2 separate regions of the Homo sapiens genome follow, and region 2 is linked to region 1. Evidence: read pairs that join two places in POLR2A ChIA-PET (ENCODE). Cell type or tissue: Caco-2. All regions are shown on one strand. Links, peaks and the distances in the headings refer to the core of each region. The heading gives the core; the rest is flanking DNA. Region 1 overlaps FAM240A (family with sequence similarity 240 member A). Region 2 overlaps ALS2CL (ALS2 C-terminal like).

The links. ChIA-PET counts read pairs that join two places held together with the same protein. Peaks named below come from ENCODE experiments on the same cell type or tissue, not always from the same donor. Only the 100,000 strongest peaks of a DNase experiment are listed, where the experiment ranks them.
Region 2: POLR2A ChIA-PET joins it to region 1 with 13 read pairs; 2 of 35 experiments call an interaction of 5 or more read pairs at or near these places.

What each region holds. Positions count from the first base shown.
Region 1 is chr3:46,623,701-46,629,073 of GRCh38, reverse strand. It overlaps FAM240A (family with sequence similarity 240 member A), which reads right to left. Exons shown (of 3, transcript NM_001195442.2): 3 at 2,531-3,946. The coding sequence ends at 3,856. Among named protein-coding and RNA genes, the nearest start is that of FAM240A, 14 kb to the right of the region's middle. In Caco-2, for the core only: no CTCF peak of the experiment used is centred there; a DNase peak (open chromatin) is centred at 2,783.
Region 2 is chr3:46,683,814-46,689,186 of GRCh38, reverse strand. It overlaps ALS2CL (ALS2 C-terminal like), which reads left to right. Exons shown (of 26, transcript NM_147129.5): 3 at 891-1,089; 4 at 1,503-1,568; 5 at 2,039-2,204; 6 at 2,748-2,879; 7 at 3,543-3,662; 8 at 5,140-5,198; 9 at 5,339-5,373. Among named protein-coding and RNA genes, the nearest start is that of ALS2CL, 7.2 kb to the left of the region's middle. In Caco-2, for the core only: no CTCF peak of the experiment used is centred there; no DNase peak of the experiment used is centred there.

The DNA.
Region 1 (5,373 bases), core at 186-5,185:
TGTGTTTTACGTTGAGCAATTCAGAAAGCTAAGCCAGCTCTCTGCTAAATGAGGGAGGAAATAAGCCCCGAGCTGATCTATTCAGTCTGCCTAGCCCTGCTTTGAATGGAGTTGTTATTCAAGTGTTTCTTATAAGACTATGTGCTTGTGCTACAAGCACCCGAAAGATAATTTGCGTCTCATTAATATATGAGTGTTCCTGTCCCCACGGCTGTTCTGCTGCCAAAGCAGCTGAGATTTCTGCCCTCATATTCAGCCTCTGAGAGCCCTGAGGGGGTCCCGGGTCTTCCTGGCCTCACAGCTTGACTGTATAGTCACAATCTTCCTTTCACAGCTGCTCCCATTGCACTTCTTAGGTTCTCCCAAAGCTGGCTTCCACACCCGCTAGGGGCTTTATCCTGGTGACCCTTCCATAGATTAGGGAAAAGGAAGCAGCTTCTGCTCATCTGTGGGGAGTCAAGGTTTCCAAGGAGCAGCAACTAGGCCTATTCAGATCTCTGGGAGGTCACCGAGCCAATGGTGCAGAGTGGCCTGAGAGCAGGGCTTCAAGGCCTGGGTCAACCTCCAAGGCTATTTTGAGACTGTGAACAGATCAATCCTATGTTACGCATCTACCAGGTTCCACAGAAACATATGTTCCTAGAACAGAACCACTGGAGCCTTAAAAATGATGAGTTTCATCCATATCAGTGAATATGAAAATTTAACTTTATATGTCAGTCCTAATCGAGTAATTTCATTCTATTTGTATTTAGGTACTTTACAGAAAAGCACCTAAAACATTTGTAACCAAAACATACCAATCAATAAAAATCTATTCAATACACATTCAGGTGTTGGGACAGATATAGAGCTCTGAGAAGTCAGCAATGCTTGGGTATTTCAAAAACAGGATGCCCTTTTTAATACTCAGAGACAGAACACCCATAAACTGTTTCACCTGTCAGCACACCTGTAATAAAATCTTTCCCAAGAAAACTGGCTTTCCAAATCCAAAACTGCTCACTATCTCCTTGGCCATGGGCTCATCATTCTCCCTGAGGCTGACTCTGATGGATTCATGTGCTTGCCCTGGATATTGGCCTGGAACCAGCCAAGATTTCTATCAGGTCTCTATCCCCCATGAGGAAATCAGTCAGGCCCTGAGATACCCATTTCTATACTATATCTAAGCAGCGCCCTGAGGAGGTAGTGTTCTAGAGTAGCTGGGCAGCAACCTGGGAATAGAATTTTCCTCCATGCTCCTTGGCGCAAATTGCATGTCTCCTGGGCCGTCTCACTCATCATGCTTCTGATGTGTCCCCACCACCTCTATTCCCACATCATATTTTTCCTTCATATTCCCTACCTTTTCACAGCCTCCAAGAACGTCTGCCACTTCTAACTGCCTGGACACACACCTCCTTCTGCACCCCATCACTCAGGGAGCTGTGCGCTTCCCTCCAAGATGGTCCTCCTCCTTGTCTACCCCTTACCTTCCTGACCCCACCCTCCAGGGCACCAAGGCCTCTCCAGAGCCATCTGCAGGAGCTCGTGACTGGCCTCCCACCTCTGTCCTCTCACCTCCTGTCTCTGGGCAGTGCTCCAGCCGTCTCCTTGCTAATACCCTTCAGGGGCTCCCTGTGCCCTTAGGCAAAGCTCAAATCCATCAGCCAGCAAGGCCCTGTGTGCTGTGCCTTCTCCACAGTCCCACTCTAACTTTGCTGAATGTATTTCCTCAAAGTACCCAGGACCTGCCAGCTCTGAATACTCACTGCTCCTGGATCATGTGTATATGATCTTCCTTAGTCCAGAGTGTGTTCCCACAGGGTGTGGGCACCATGGCCTGCTGTGACTCCCAGTGGCTTCTTCCCTAGACTGTGGCTTCCAGAGCTGACACCTCTGTTTTTTTTTCTGCTGGATTCTGGTTGTCTAGCACAGTGCCTGGCATATGGTGAATGAGTAAATGCACAATGAATCTTCACCTGTATTTCCCGCCTCACTCTACTGCATTTCAATCCCAGCAACAGCATTTGCAGTTTGTGAAGGCAGGCCTTTGCTTCTGAGAGCCTCTCAGCCCCGCAAGCTATGACTTTTTTTCGACCTCTATTTAATTCCTACGTTCCTCCTACACCCAACAAAAATTCCTTCTTCATCTAAACATTCTCAAATTTCCCCAGCTTGAATTTGTAATTTATTAGTTGAATTGAATCCAAGATTGAATAAGAGACCATAGAGGGAGAGAGGGCTCTAAGCCCTGTTCCTTGGATCATATTAAGTGTGGAAGCTGGGGAAATACTCCCCCAGTCCTGCTTTCCTCTGGGAGGTTCCCATTGGCCTGATAAAGCCTAATGGGTTCCCTAGGGATGTGGATGGAAATACTTAATGCTGTATTAGGATACTTAGAAGACTGCAACACCACACTCACCACTGGCAGAATTGGCCAGCCTGACTCTCTGCATCTCCTAGTAATGTTATGTCAAGCCAGGCTCCTATTGACTCCAGTGGAATGGCACCATGTCTGAGAAGACAAAGAAGACACTCAGAGACAGTGAATGAGACATAGGGTTTATTGGGGGAACTTACATAGGGATGGTCCAGTAGCAGTGGGCTGGACAAGAGAACCACTACTGTTTGTAAAAAGCATGCAGTTTATATAGCATTTTCACTTAGCACCCTCCACCTAGCAACCACCATCTAACCCAAAACAGAAGGCTTTGATCCCCTGTACAACCTATGTTCCAAAGGATGGCTGGGGGTTCAGGTGTCCTTCACAATTAAGGTATGAAACTCCCGGTTGGCCACTCCCGGATTCCTTAGCTTGGGACTCCGAACACACATTCTTCTTAGACCATAATGTCATTCTCAGTGTATTTGCTTAACTTATTATCTTGTTATTGCTGTCAGGTGCGTCTGCCATACAGTGCCTCTGTGTATAGTATATAAGGCCTTGCAGGTGCTGCTTACAGCCAGCAAGTACCCAGGACTTTATATCATTGCATCTCTTCTCCCTTCCCTTGGTTAAAATAATTGCCTCAGGCCCAGTTACAGTTTGCACTCTTGGAAGCATCAAACCCTGGTGCTTCTGAACTTGAGAGATGGCAAGGGAGTGACTATACCATTTCAAAATCCAGAATCTGTGTGGTAAACACTCTGTGGAATGGCCAGATATGCTTTGGCTGGGCTGACAGAGAGCCAACCAGTGTAAACATGCAGAGATTAAAATAAAGCAATAAAATGAAGGCATGTGCATAGTGATGACAGGACAACCAAGTTTTATTAAAATTATTCTGATATTATTCTTGGTAAACATACTTTTGAAAAAGCTAATTAAATTTATATGAAGAAAAAAGAATATTAGATCAATTTATTTTCAAATTGTACTTTGACTATTGATAATTGTTTTTTAATTTCTGCAGATAGGTGCATTTCTCTTCTCATAAAAAGAAAACAAGAATTCCATAAAGCTGTGTTTCCTAGGTGAAATGGTGGGGCAATACCACTGTACAGTGTTTAAAGTTTGACCATGAAGGTTGAGGATTCCTCTTGGTGTGTTTAGAGTTTAAAATATTTGGATTTCAAAATTAGAAGATAATTATATAGAAGCAAGGAATGCTGCATGGAGCTTCGATATTAAATAAGCTATCTTTAGAGACATTTGGGATAATAACCTGGCGCCCATGCACAGAGGACTGACTTGGCCAATAACTGCCATCAAACACTGGGAAAGGATTTACAGGTAAGTCCTCTCCCAGGTGGGGAAACAATAGTGTGAGAGCTGATTGGTATAGCAAAGGGACTCAGGAATTTGCACTGACTTCTAGCAAAGTGACCTCAGTGTTTTGCATCTTCTTGTGTCAATGAAGCAGGAAGCTCTCAGCCAACATTTGTCCTCTTTTCAGTGTCCTCTGGATTGTTCCGCAGCCTCAGCTTTGTTTCCAGCCTCTGCTTCCATTCTTCTCTGAGCCTGAAAATAGAAACCAAACACACAGATGGAGCATTCATTTCCATGGCTCTTGGTTCAGGAGAGCTTTCTTCCTGTCCTCCCAGCCCCTGAAATTGCATGTATGTGTTCAGGTTTTAAAAGGCATGCAGAGGACATGCAAGTTTAAATATATATATATATATATAATTTATTCATATTTATTTATTTATATAAGTAAGAGTAAACAGGCTCTCATTTTTGTTAGAAGTACTTAATCTTAATTCTCTGGATTTTCCTTTGAAAATATATTTGCAGTCAGGGAGAGTAAACCTGTCAGTCTAGACTTCTTTACACAGCAAACCTATCTTTCAACAGCAGAGGTGAAATAAAGATATTTTTAGACGTATGCAAACTGAAAGAAATCACCAGCAGACTGTCACTACATGACATGTTAAAGGAATTCCTTCAAACAGAAGGAAAGTGACACAAGATGGAAATCTGGATGTACACATGGAATGAAAAGCATCTGAAAAGCAACGATGTGGTTATATATTAATACTTTTTAAAACTACTTAAATAGCTTTAAAAATAGCCCACTGTGGTCAGGCACAGTGGCTCACTCCTGTAATCCCAGCACTTTGGGAGGCCAAGGTGGACAGATCACAAGGTCAGGAGTTCGAGACCAGCCTGGCCAATATGGTGAAACCCTGTCTCTACTAAAAGCACAAAAATTAGCTGATCATGGTGGCGGGTGCCTGCAGTTCCAGCTACTCGGAAGGCTGAGGCAGGAGAATTGCTTGAACCTGGGAGGAGGAGGTTGCAGTGAGCCGAAATTGTGCCACTGCACTTCAGCTTGGGTGACGGAGTAAGACTCTGTCTCAAAAAAAAAAAAAAAAAAAAAAAAATAGCCCACCGTTGAAAGTAAAACTATTAATGATGTACTGTGGGGTTATAGCATATGTAGAAGTAAAGTTGTACTTTGTACAATAGCATAAAGGCCAAGAGGGGAGAAATGAGAATATACCATTTTAAGGTTCTTATGCTACACAAAAAGTGATAAAATATCACCTGAAGGCAGGCTGTGATAAGTTAAGGATGTGTATTATATATCCTAAAGCAACCACTAAACACAAAGAACAATAGTTAAATAGCCAACAGAAGAGATAACATGGAATCATAAAAAATACTCACTTGATCCAAAACAAGGCATAAAAAGAGAAAAAGGGAATAAACAACAGATGAGAGAAATAGAGGACACATAGCACGATGGTAGATTTAAAACAAATCATACCAATTAATGTTAATGGTGTAAACAACGCAATAAAAATGCAAAGACTGTCAAATTGGATTTTTAAAAGACAATATCCAAATATATACTGCTTATAAGAAATCCACTTTAAATATGAAGACAAAATAGGTTAAAAGTAAAAGGACGAAGAGATAGTCCATGCTAAACCTAATCAAAGAAG
Region 2 (5,373 bases), core at 276-5,275, 60 kb before region 1:
TGCGATCTTGGCTCACTGCAACCTCTGCCTCCCAGGTTCAAGCGATTCTTGTGCCTCAGCCTTCTGAGTAGCTGGGATTACAGGTGCCTGCCACCACGCCTGGCTAATTTTCATATTTTTAGTGGAGACGGGTTTTACCATGTTGGCCAGGCTGGTCTCAAAGTCTTGACCTCAAATGATCTGCCCGCCTCAGCCTCTCAAATTGCTGGGATTATAGGCATGAGCCACTGCGCCAAGTCTGACTGCTCCTTTTTTAAAGGAACGCTGAGGGGCCAGGCCATGAACCTACCTGTAGCCCAGACCAGGCTGTACAAAGAGATGGAATTCCTCCTTTCCCAGGGTAAAAAACTGGAAACTGCCCTTTGCTTGAATTTTCATCTTGCTCCCACCTAGGGCACCTGATGGTGCCGGGAGGGGAACAAGACTGACTGGAACAGGATGCCTAGGTTTTACTTCCAGTTTAATTCTCACCTGTGAGGCCTTGGACAGGTGCCTCTGTGCATCTGTGAAATGGCAGAGGACTGTGTGACCCTGTGGACTTCACATTCTGGATCTGAGTAGTCCAGGATGAGGAGGCCCAGAGCCAGGGGGGAATTCGTGTATGTACTTAGTTCCCTGAGGCTGTCAGGGTTGTCCCTGTTTAGTGAGGAGTGGGTGTGTCTCCTGTTTCCTCCTCGAGGATACTGCCCACTGCTCCAGCCTGCCCTTCCCCTGCTCAGCTCTAGGGTTCACCAATTCTGTCCTGCGGATCCCAGGGATGCAGACCCTGCTGCAGCTCCAGGGCTGGCCGGTGCTGGTGGCTCTCATGTGAACACCTGGGGCCTGTGCATGTTCCCTGGGAGATGGAGCCCACGTCCTCTACTCACAGTGTGACTGTACTCCTTCCCCAGCCCCAGATCCCTCGGATCCCTGGGGCAGAGAGTGCCTGCGGCTCTTGCAACAGCTGCACAAGAGCTCCCAGCAACTCTGGGAGGTGACGGAGGAAAGCCTGCACTCACTGCAGGAGAGGCTGCGTTACCCGGACTCCACCGGTCTGGAGTCCCTGCTGCTGCTGCGAGGTGCTGACCGTGTACTGCAGGCCCACATAGAGTAAGACCACTGGAGGTGGGGCTGGGGCTCATCCCTGGTGTCAGAGTGACACCTGGCATTAAGGTTCACCTGGGGTTGGGGCTCACATGGGTCAGGGTTCAAGCAAAGGTTTGGGCTCAGTCCATGGTTGGTGCTCACCTGGGTTCAGCCTCACCTGGGCTTGGGTATTCGCCTGACAGCAGGCTCAGACACTCCAGACCTGAGGCTTGGGGCCTCTCAGGGAAGACAGACTGTATGTTAGAATTGTCTTGTTGGCCCAGGAGTTGAGGTCTCCAGTGCCCAGAGCCAGGCCACTGTGTGGGCCCTCAGGGCTGCAGCTGACTAGTGGGTGGGATCTGGGGATCCCAGGGACCAGGGGCTTAGGTCTGGGGCTGAGGACTGGGTTTGCAGGGTGTCCCCTGTGCTGCCTGCAGGTACATTGAGTCCTACACAAGCTGCATGGTGGTGCAGGCCTTCCAGAAGGCAGCAAAGAGGAGAAGGTGAGCACAGGGCTGGTGCACTGGCCCCTGACAGGGTGGGAGTGCCTGAGTGAGGGTGGGGTCGGGGAAGCCCCCTCCCCAGAGCAGCAGGTGTCACAGCCCACAACTCATCCTGGAGGACTCCTGGCTCTACAAATCTGCACTGATCCACACTGGAAGAGAAACAGGGAAGGCCCAGTGAGGCCAGGAACAGAATCCAGACCCGCTCTAGCTGGGCTGGCCTTGGGGCGGGGAAGGAGGGGAATCCCTTCAGGGTGGATGGTTGTGATCAGCAATCCCTTCATACTCTGAGATATTGCTCTTAAACCTGTGAGGGCAACTCAGGTACTGTGTTGATCTGATAGGGTAGAGGTTTTGGGCCTGGGGCTGGCCCTGGGATCTGAGGGGATTAGCTGGGGCAGGGAGGTGGCGGTGTGGGTGCAGGAATGGAGGAAGGGGTGAAGGTGGTGCGTGGCCCTCTCTACACGCAGCGAGTACTGGCGGGGCCAGCGGAAGGCGCTGCGGCAGCTGCTTTCAGGTGTGAGCTCAGAGGGCTCGGTGGGCGCATCGCTGGGCCAGGCCCTCCACCAGCCACTCGCCCATCACGTGCAACAGTACGTGCTCCTCCTGCTGAGCCTCGGGGACACCATTGGGGAGGTGGGTACCAGGGGCAGCAGCATGTGGGGAAGCCGAGGGAAGGGAGGGATAGGGCCCAGACTCAGGGGGCTCAGCCTATACTCAGGAACCCTAGTACAAGAAGGACTCAGCCATGCCGGCAGGTGGGAGAGGGTTGAGGAAGTCACAGGCCTGTCCTGTGGTTTTCAGGGGACATGGGGGACGTGGCCCAGCCCTGAGGAGGGGGTCCGAAGACATGGTTCTGTCCTAGGGAATCTTAGTGGGTGAAAGCACTGCCCTTCCCTGCGGTGTCTGAGGCACGTGGCCCTGCCCTGGTAGAGCCAGCAGAGACCCAGAGAGCAGGGGTAGAATCACGTCCTGGGAATGAGGACACGTGGGCCCAGGGCCAAGCTGGGGAAGCACCTTCATATTCCACCCCCTGCCCCACCAGCAGAAGAGGAGCTGTCAGGGAGAGAAGGGCAAGGTCTGGCCTAGATTCAGGCCTCCCCACCAGCCGGGACCAGGACTGGGCTAGGGAAGATTCCAGTAAGCTCTCCTCTCACTGGCTGCCCTGTCCCCCTTCAGCATCACCCAACCCGGGAGCTGGTGGTGAACGCAGTCACCCTCTTTGGGAACCTGCAGTCCTTCATGAAGCAGGAGTTGGACCAGGCTGTGGCCACACAGGCTCTCTGGCACACCCTGAGAGGCCGGCTGAGGGTGAGTTGGGGGCCTGAGGGGCAGTTAGGGAGGGGGTTCCACATTGGGCATGGAGATGTTGGGGGGCTTGAGCTGCTTGCTGTATTCTCTGGGCCTCAGTTTCCCTATATGGAAGGGGGAGTGATGGCTGAAGCAGGTGGCTGTAAGGTCCCTCTGTCCAGCCATTCTTATCTGTCTGCTGAGCACGTCCTGGGCCAGGCCCTGACCCGGCCTAGGGAAGAGGCAATCAGCAGAACCAGTCCTCTCCCCTGGGGATATCACCGATCACACCCTTGCGTCACTGCCCACCATGGCATGGACTGCCCCTGCAGGGAGGAGAGTCCCCTGTGCCCTGAGGTTTGGACCTGGTGTGGAGAATTAGGAGACTAGGTAGAGGAACGAGAATTGTGGAAGGGAGGCAGGGGTGGCCGAGTACTGGGAGAGGACTGATAGGGGCATGGCTGGGGCCGTGGCACAGAGGTGTGGGAGGGGACACTGAAGCTTCAAGAGAGCCAGGAATGTATAATCAGTGCATTTCTGCCTATCTCTGACCCAGGGTCCGCTCCAGGTCTACTGGAGGGGGCCTCTGGGAGGTGTCTGGGGTACATTGGGAGGTGGCAGAGTGGCAGGCAGCTTGCAGGACAGAGGTGCCTAAGCCTTGTACTGTCCTCTTTGCCCCACCAGGATGTGCTCTGCACCCCTGCTCACAGACTCCTTCAGGACAGCCAGGACGTACCCGTGACGGTCGCACCGTTGCGGGCTGAGCGTGTGCTGCTCTTTGATGATGCCCTCGTCCTGCTGCAGGTTGGGGTGGGGCTGACCCAAGGTCTTGAGGCCACAGTAGGGTTCTGGGGTCTGGCTGGAAAAGGAGCAGTAAAGGGGCATGCTGCTGGGACTGAGAAAGTGGGCTGGGAGGGATGGTCAGGGATAGAAAGGCGTTGTGTTGGGGAGGGGCGGTCCACTGGAGCTGTCCCCAGAGGAGCATGGGCTGAGGGGAAAGGCTGTCCAGGGTTTGTCCCGGCTTCAGCCCTTCCCAGCTGGTGTCCTTGGTTACATGTCTTCACCTTCGTTTTCCCATCGGGAATGTGGGGGTCATTGTGAGTGAGTTTGTTCTACAGTAGACACCAGACAACTCTTAGTTCCCATTGTACTCAAATGAGAGAGGAACCCCAGACAGAAAGTCATGGGTGACTGAGGGGTGACTAAGGAGGGCTGGATGAGAAGGCTTCTAGAGAAAAGTACCCTACAGGAGCAGTGCCTGGGCTTTCAGCATTGTGGAAGTCAGAAGGGAGCCAGGCCTGAGGCTGGGAATTGTTACATGGCCAGTCACCAACTGTGGTTCATCCATCCTGAAATCATGTTGTCCTGGTGAGGTCCACAGCACAGTCTTCTCTACCCCTTAGAAGGTTGGCCTGGAACCCCCTTGCAGACAGGTGGCCGGGGCCTGGCAGGAAGCTGCTGCCCAGCCTAGACCTGTGTCCCCTGAAGCCTGATTTTGGGATTGGTTCTGATTTAGTTTGAATTCCCCTCCACTCCCAACTTCACACTCCACTCCAGGTACACTGATGAGCTACTGTCCCTTCCCTGTGCTAGCCCTCTCCTGACGCTGGACCTTTGCACATGCTGTTGTGTCTGGTGGGCCATCTCTTGTCCCTGGCCTGCGGCTGGCAAGCTCCTCCTCACCCCTCAGGCCTGGGCCTCCCACGTCCTCCCCATTCTGGTATGGAGCAGTGATTGGCCTGACTGGGCCGGGTAGGAAGTTGCTACACAAAATCTTCCCATAGGAAGGGGCTTTTTTTCTGGCTGTCAGAGCAGGATGGCATTCCAGGTAGAAGGAACAGTATGAGCAAAAGTTCACAGTGAGGAGAGGTTGGGGCAAGCTCATGAAGGTGTGATTGTGGAGTGGCCCTGATGGCGTAGTGGTCTGTGAGGTCTTAAATGTTAGGCTCAGCAGTGTCTCAACCCCCAGGCAGTAGGAGCCATAGAGAGGTTTCCAGCAGGGGTTGACCAGGTCCCAGCTTCATTTGTAGACCACTCTGGTAGCCACAGGGGGCTAGAGGCTGGTTCTGAGTTCCTGGCCAAGCTCTGGGGTAGAAAGGACATGGAGGAGCTGTCCCTGAGGTGGGGAGCAAGCCAGAGGGGAGAGGGACTCAGTCCTGGACATGCTGGGCAGAATAGCCTTGGTGGCCACACAAGGTTGAGCTTGGGGCAAGCCTTGGCCAGAGGGTAGGTGAGCATCTGGCCTGGGCTCTGGATGACTCCTGTGTCCATCCTCTTCCAGGGCCACAATGTCCACACCTTTGATCTGAAGCTGGTGTGGGTGGATCCTGGGCAGGACGGGTGAGCAACCCCCTCGGCTGACACCCCAGGCCTTCTTCCCTTTACCCCCATGACACCTGCCCACACCCTGGGACTCTGGCTTGGGCCCCTCCACCCTCCTGGACAAAGCTGGGGCCTACTCATCACCTCCGTCTGTCTAGGTGCACGTTTCACCTCCTCACGCCCGAAGAAGAGT